2 separate regions of the Homo sapiens genome follow, and region 2 is linked to region 1. The links are chromatin contacts, found by Hi-C or POLR2A ChIA-PET in ENCODE. All regions are on one chromosome and are shown on one strand. The core of a region is the stretch at or near the end of the contact, and the rest is flanking DNA. Distances in the headings are between cores, read along the strand shown. Region 1 holds the start of IER5 (immediate early response 5). Region 2 holds the start of RGS16 (regulator of G protein signaling 16).

The links. Hi-C counts contacts between places; a loop is a spot of excess contacts on that map. ChIA-PET counts read pairs that join two places held with the same protein, here RNA polymerase II (POLR2A). Pooled maps may share reads with other maps.
Region 2: a pooled map shows a loop between it and region 1 (3-fold over the local background). The contact joins the promoter of RGS16 here to the promoter of IER5 in region 1. A Hi-C loop is called at or near these places in 1 of 168 maps with a recorded cell type or tissue (natural killer cell), 1 of 37 single-sample maps with no recorded cell type and 9 of 50 pooled maps. POLR2A ChIA-PET finds 5 or more read pairs at or near these places in 2 of 52 experiments (A673 and WTC11).

Annotation. Positions count from the first base shown.
Region 1 is chr1:181,086,754-181,090,320 of GRCh38, reverse strand. IER5 (immediate early response 5) reads right to left here and starts at 1,621. Exons shown (of 1, transcript NM_016545.5): 1 at 1-1,621. The coding sequence starts at 1,418. The coding sequence ends at 435. It overlaps LOC124904465 (a long non-coding RNA gene), which reads left to right and starts at 1,820. Exons shown (of 2, transcript XR_007066762.1): 1 at 1,820-2,046; 2 at 2,451-2,524. RefSeq lists silencers at 1-108, 683-902, 1,103-1,262, 1,573-1,842 and an enhancer at 123-292.
Region 2 is chr1:182,602,450-182,606,016 of GRCh38, reverse strand. It overlaps RGS16 (regulator of G protein signaling 16), which reads left to right and starts at 1,628. Exons shown (of 5, transcript NM_002928.4): 1 at 1,628-1,801; 2 at 2,678-2,788; 3 at 3,533-3,567. The coding sequence starts at 1,758. RefSeq lists enhancers at 1,314-1,393, 1,864-1,913, 2,004-2,063.

The DNA of each region.
Region 1 (3,567 bases), core at 372-2,871:
GAGGGGTAGGTGTAAAGTCCCTCCCTCCCCGGAGAACGAATGGGGAACTCCCCGGCCCAAACCTTTTAGCCGCTTCCTTCTCCACGCAGCCGGCAGAGGAAAGTCCCTGTCTGCCCCCAATCTCTTAAACCCTGGGGAAGGAGTGGTGCATTCCAGAAGAGCAAAATAGTCTTAATGCCACAAGACAAACTTACATACACAGACATACACAAACACAAAAGTTAACGATCGTCCTCTTCCAATGAGCCTCAAGCTCCCAGGTCTCCAGATAAGCCAGATGCGCCCGGGGGCAGTTTGCGATGCCCAGAGGCAACCAGTCTGCCCAACGCGCTCAGCGCCCGCGGTCTCTGGGCGTCCTCGCAGCCGGGAAGGGCCTGGCCCTCACTTCGGGGACGCCCGCTGCTCCACCTCCTCCCCGCAGGGGGGCCAAGGGCTCAGAAGGCCACGATGGCTGTGCTCCAGGGGTTCATGTCTCTCAGCACCGGCTTATCGCAGCAGATCTGCCCGGGCTCGGCGGCTTCCGGACCGCTCTCCTCTCCCTCCTCTTCCTCTCTGCCGCCCCCGGGGCTTTTCCGTAGGAGTCCCGAGAAACTGGAACCGAAGATGCTGATGAGGTTAGCCACGTTCCCGGTCTCCATCTCCTCCGCGTCGTCGTCCTCTCCTCCACTCGGCGGCTGCTCTAAGTTCCGGCGGGGCTTCTTGAGCGGGGTCGAGCCGGGCGCCGGGCAGCCCGCTGGGCCGCCGCCCACCCCCGCCGCGCAGCGCTTCCTGGGGCACACCGCGGGCGGCGCGGGGGGCTCGTCCTCCGCTGGTTGCGGCGCGCAGCAGCAGGCAGCGCGGGGGGTCGCGGCCGGTGTACCCGGCGGGTCCTCCCCGCCTAGGGGGCAGCCGCAGGGGCGGCGCGCGGCACGAGATACCTCGGGGAAGACGCCCCAGCCTCCGGCGGTACCCTCGGCTTCTCTGGCCGCCGCCTGGCGCGGCCCCTCCACGCGGCTCCAGGCAGCTTCCGTCGCGTCCGCCTCTCCGCCCTGAAAAACGTCCCCGACTCCAGTCACCGTGGCCACCGGCACCTCGTCCCCTACCCGCGGCGCGTCTGAGACGGAGGAGCGCTCCGGCTGCGGCTCGGTCTCCGGCCAAGAGGCACGAGCGGCGGGCGGGGGCGGCTCTCCCCAGCCGGCGGGTGGCCCGGCCGCCGGCTCCCCGGGCTGCTGCTGCGGTGGCGGCGCCGGGGTCCCAGCGGGACCGGCCAGGTAGAGGCCGGGGCACGGGTCGCTCAGGTAGACTTGGCGGGCGCTGCGCAGCACCAGCGAGACCAGGAGGTTCTTATGCAGCTTGATGCCGCCGCGCTGGACCCGCGAGTTGTAGATCTTGCCCAGAGAGATGCTGACGATGCGATGAGCCTCCAGCTTGAACTCCATCTGCTTCCCCTGCACAGGGCCGTCGGCGCCGGGGTGACACGTTTGGAAATTGGGAGGGAACGGGAGGCGCAAACAAGTCCGCCCCCTGGGCACACCCTCGATCACCTAAGACTCCGAAGAGAAACGACTCTGGTGACGCGCGCGCTGCTCTACTAACCTCTCCAAACAAGACAACTTCCCCGTTTCGGGTCCGGTCGCTAAACAGGGCAGCCTGGCTGCCCCGCGCCTTATATAGGCTTCTCGACCGCCAATCACGAAGGGCCGCCAACCGTTCCGGGGCTGGCCGGCGCGCCCTCGTGCGCCGCGCACGGCCAATCGGAGCCCGAGGAGGGGCGCCAGGGCCCGTTCGAACGTTAGTCCCGCGGAGCAGGCTCTTAAAGGGGGCGACGGCTTGCGGCCGCAGACCAGGCCCGTGGGGAGTGAATGTTCGGGACGGTGCTCGAGAGCGCTACTGTTTGGAGTTACAGATTCTGGCTTGTGCGATGGCTTGCCGGAACCAAAGCGAACAAAATATTCGAACTTTCTTCCGAACACGGTGGTGGACTCTGTTCTGCCATAAAGTCCTGATCCTTCCCTGATCGACTCCGCCCTCACCAGCCACACCACCGTTTCCAGGCCGGCCACACCTGTAAGCGACCCCCCTCAACCCTGGCAAAAATAGAGATGGTGGCCATACGCGGCGGAGGACACCCCTGGATAACAAATAGTATTACTGCAAAGTATTTGGCAATCATTATTTTTGGATGAGCCGCTTTCCCCGCTAGAGTCACATACACTCTTAGCAGCTGTCAGTTCTAACCCCAAAGAAAAGGGGGATTCTAAAAGTTTTTGCCTAGGTTTTTGGCTTCTTTTCAAGGAATCGTGTCTAGATACAAAGTTATTGGTTGTCCTCTAAAGCTGGCATCTTTCACTTTGTTCTCTAGATTCTAGAACAAACCCAGTTATCAAATAAGTTAAATGGAAGATGTTACAGGTTCTCCACAATGATTTTTTTTTCCTTTTTTTTTTCCATTTCCATTTTTCCATTACAAGGACTGACCAGTCCACCCTTGGAAAAATCGAGCAAGTTCTGAAAATAAAAAGAAAGAAGTCCTGTGTTCCCATGATGATGTCATAATTTCATTTCGTGTCAAGGTAAAAATATAGTGCTAGGGAGTTCCAGAATTTTCTGGTCAGTCAACAACTTAGTCCATCTACTGGTCCTTATAAGTATATCAGGACACAATTACCACGGGGTTGCCCAGGGTCCTGGACTGGAAACATGGAGTCACTTCCAGTTAGTTCCACCGAAGCTCCACCACAGACCTGCCTGAGGACTCTGGGTAAATAACCTCAGGCCGCTTCAGTGTCTCCACTGCTGAAAAGGGGGAAGTCACATACACATCTGCGTTATTGTACAGACGATAAATGACAACTTCTCAGCCACAATCTGAATGAGAAAACTAAGCACTGCTTTCTTGGAGTCCATGTGGAACCCTGGGCCTGATCCTGCCCCGGGGTTGGTCAAGCAATGAATTTATTTAGGAAAAATACCAGTGAAGAGTGGGCTTGATCATGACCAATTCACAATCTCCAGAGGATGTGATGGCTCAATAGCATTACCTGTGCCCACAACTGATGGTAACTGAGACAGCAGGCTCTGAGACCCAGAGTTCCTCCCCTCTAGGAATTTTCAGCCCACGTAGAGGAAGATATAAAATAATGACACGAATAATTACAAAACCAAATAGCATATATTGAGTAATGACACAAGAATTTTTCTCTTCTCTTTTTCTTTGCAAGTTATTAGTCACTATAAAGCAATGGCTAAGAGCACAGGCTGAGGAGGCTGGCTTCCTAGGTTGGAATCCCAGCTTCACCTTTCACTTGCTGCATGGCCTCTGGAAAATTACTTCACTTCTCTGTGCTGCCGTCTTTTTTATTACAAAATAATCAGCCGGGTGTGGTGGCTCACGCCTGTAATCCTATCACTTTGGAAGGACAAGGTGGGCGGATCACTTGAGATCAGGAGTTCAAGACCAGCCTGGCTAATATGGTGAAACCCTGTCTCTACTAAAAAAAAAAATACAGTAATTAGCCTGGCATGGCGGCAGGTGCCTGTAATCCCAGCTACTCGGAAGGCTGAGGCAGGAGAATTGCTTGAACACAG
Region 2 (3,567 bases), core at 379-2,878, 1.5 Mb before region 1:
TTGACTGCTGACTACATGTTGAGCACTGTCATATAAGCACCTTATATGTTGTCACGGATGCTGTGCGGTGCCACCCAGATCCCGTCTTGGGGACTGTGATCATCATTTCCCAGGGTGTTAGTCTCTCTCCAGGAATTGCTCTTGACAAAGGGCACTGCCTTAAGATTAGGCTGTCTTCTTGGGCAGCTGTATGCAATGAATGGTCTTTATGGGGTTACCAGGGCCTTGTCCTCTTGCTTCAGTGGACAGTTCCAAAGGGCCAGCTGAGCTTCCGGGCATTCCTTGGAACCAGCTGGGGTCTCTGTTGAAATGGCATGGCCTTCAACTCCTCCCTCTGCCCAGACCTGCTTTCTTTACTCCCTCTTAATTCTGATAACTCTCCCCAGTAAACCTCCTGCATGCAAGTGTCTACCCGAGTCTAGTTCCTAGGAACTCAAACTAAGAATTAATTTATTTAGTTCTCACAACCACCTTATGAAATAAGTTGTTCTCTTCGTAGAGACAAGGAAATGGAGGCATAGAAAGGTTAAGCAGTTTGCCTCGTCTCCCATCAGTAGCCAGTTAACAGTGAACGTGGCCTTCCTGCAGCTGGGTCTTCAGCAGGTCACCTGGCAGAGCCATGACTTGAAACCTGAAAATCTAACTCTAGACCCTGTACTTTTAACCTCACATACAGCCTCTTAATAGCAATCCCAATGCCTTTATGGGAAGATGAGGTGAGAGGAAGGGCATTTATTACCTTTATGTCAGAGATGGAGACAATAAGGTATTAACTGCTTAAACCCAGGATCGTCCACAGGTATAGCCGTGACCGGGTACTAACCTTTGTGTGTGTGTGTGGTGTGTGTGTGTGTGTGTGTGTGTGTGTGTGCAATGGAAAAAGAATGGCAAATTCACATTTGAATTTTGGAGCCAACACTTACTAGCTGCACATCTTTGAGCAAGTTATTTAATAACTAAGACTTTGAGCAAGTCTTACTTATGTGCCTAGCACATAGTAGGTGTTCAATAAACTACTCATCCCTATTCCACTTTTCTGTCATCTCCAACTGTGATCTTGGACAAGTTTATTTAGCTTTCTGATTCTCGATTTCTTCATCTATAAAATGGAGATGATGATGAAGAGCTTACTTAGCCCCGTGTCCATCATGGTAAGAGCCTCGTAAAGGGTACTTATCAGTATAATCAGATGCTGTTTTGCCCAGGTTTGCACCCTGTGCGCCTGTCCTCAGGACCCAGCAGGCTCAGACTTGCCTGCGATCAAAGAAAGCCCTGTGTGCCTCCCAGACCCACCACCCCCGTGCAAACTCTCTCAACACGACACCGCTGCGTGACTTTCCTGCTGTTACTAGAGGTCGGCAGGTACTTTTCCCTAGGAAACTGGGTGTGCACGTCTCATCCCCGTGCCAATTCTCTTGCCGCTTTTCCTTCCACACGCGGCGTCCTCTGGGCGGAGGGTGCAGCTCCGCGTGCTCCAGCTGCCGCGAAAGTTGCACCCGGCCCAGTCTGGCTGCGGGCCCCGCCTCCGCCTTCTCAGCGCCCAGCCCCACCCTCCGATTGGTCAGCAGTGCCCAGCCCCGCCCCGCTCCTCCGAGGGGATTTAAAGCAGCGGCCGCTCAGTCTGGGCGCTTGCAGGCTGCTAAACCCAACCGCAGTTGACTAGCACCTGCTACCGCGCCTTTGCTTCCTGGCGCACGCGGAGCCTCCTGGAGCCTGCCACCATCCTGCCTACTACGTGCTGCCCTGCGCCCGCAGCCATGTGCCGCACCCTGGCCGCCTTCCCCACCACCTGCCTGGAGAGGTAAGGGGAGGTTGTCCAACTGCTTGGGGGAAGTCCCACCAACTCTTAGGGAGTGGAGCGGCAGGCCTGGGGACCTGGGTGGGCGCGGGGATGGGGCGCTAGAGGCTTGAGTAGAGAGGTAGAAGCGCACTTGATGCCACGTGCTCAGATTCCAGGAGCAGGGAGAAAGCAAGGGGAAGGGAAGCAAGGGCCCGCGGCTTGCTGCCATCCCCATCCTCTGACAAACTGCAGTCGTGCTCAGGTGACCTGCTGAAGACCCGGCTGCGGGAAGGCCACGTTGACATTTCCAGGCAGCACTGAGCCTGCCCATTTCTTAAGCATTTGTTTTTCATTCCTCAGACCAGAGCTAGGGGCATTGCCTCCTCTGCCCCTGGAAGACAGGGAGATTTTTTTTTTTTTGGTGGGGTGTGTGGGGGTGGGGGCTCCCACTGTTGAGGGTGTGTCCATATTCCAGAGAGCTACTCAACAGCTTCCAATCCTTACTGGCTGGGAAGGAAAAAGTAAAGATGAAGGCAGGAATCAGTTTCCCACACAGTTCAGAAATACTTCTGAAAAGAATGCTGAGTTCTTTTCTGAATCAACAGGCACGAAGAGAGATCAGTGTGACTTTAGGGAAAAGCCCATATATGCAGCGTGTGTATTACCCAGAAAGTGTAAGACCTACCACAGCATAGCTCAAACATTGCTTTTGTTGCTTTGGGGTTGATGATGCTGATAAGAGAAGCACTCTTGGCCTGGGGACAGCCAAGAGTTTCCAGGAACTCTTGAGGCTAAAGTTTGGGTGGCACCACCCAGAGCTCTTCTGGGACCCATAAACCTCTCCACACTGGCTGAGCAAATGAGAGAATGCTTTCATGTTCCTGATTTGTTTTTCAGAGCCAAAGAGTTCAAGACACGTCTGGGGATCTTTCTTCACAAATCAGAGCTGGGCTGCGATACTGGGAGTACTGGCAAGTTCGAGTGGGGCAGTAAACACAGCAAAGAGAAGTAAGTGTTGCTGACCAGCTCAGGGCTCCGAGAGGGAAGGGAGTGGGAAGGGAGTCATGAGGAGGGAAATACAGGGAGAAGCCAGGACACGCTAAGTGGACCTTGGCAACACCTCCCTAGAGATTTTAGTGGGACTTGTTGCTGGTCTGTTATGACTACTTGGCTCATGGGTGAGTGGGTAGGTGGCTCCAGGGCTCCAAGTCCATCCACGGATGAGGGCACACAGGGCATGAATGCCTAGTTCCCAGACTCTCCCACCTCGGGATTCATTGCACGTGCATCCAGGGCTAGGACAGAATCCAAGACCACTTGAAGTTTTCTAGTATGCACCTTGCCTAGAAACTCTTTCATATTGGCTATCAACTGTACCAAACTCTGGAGTTATGTGTAGATGTAATCTCTATTTATGAGGACCTTATTTCCTTGGGAAGGTGTACAAAACAAATCTTTGAGAGTCAGGGGAATTGAAATAATTTTTGGACAGAGACGAGACAGGCTTAGAGATATTGACTGAGGACTAAAGAGTCCCTGGCTTTGATTTCTGGTTGCTGAATTGTGCTCTAGAAAGCACTACTGCTTACCCTAAGTCCAACTAAGAGTTTGAGGTGTCAGCTTCAGCAATCACCAAGCAAGCCTTTCTGTGAATTTTATGCAGTTTTCCATCAGAGTTCTGGCTAGAATTTGTACTATGCTTTGGTTTGTTGATTTTTTTTCTTACTCTTTTTTTTTCTTTTTGTCTTTTAGTAGAAACTTCTCAGAAGATGTGCTGGGGTGGAGAG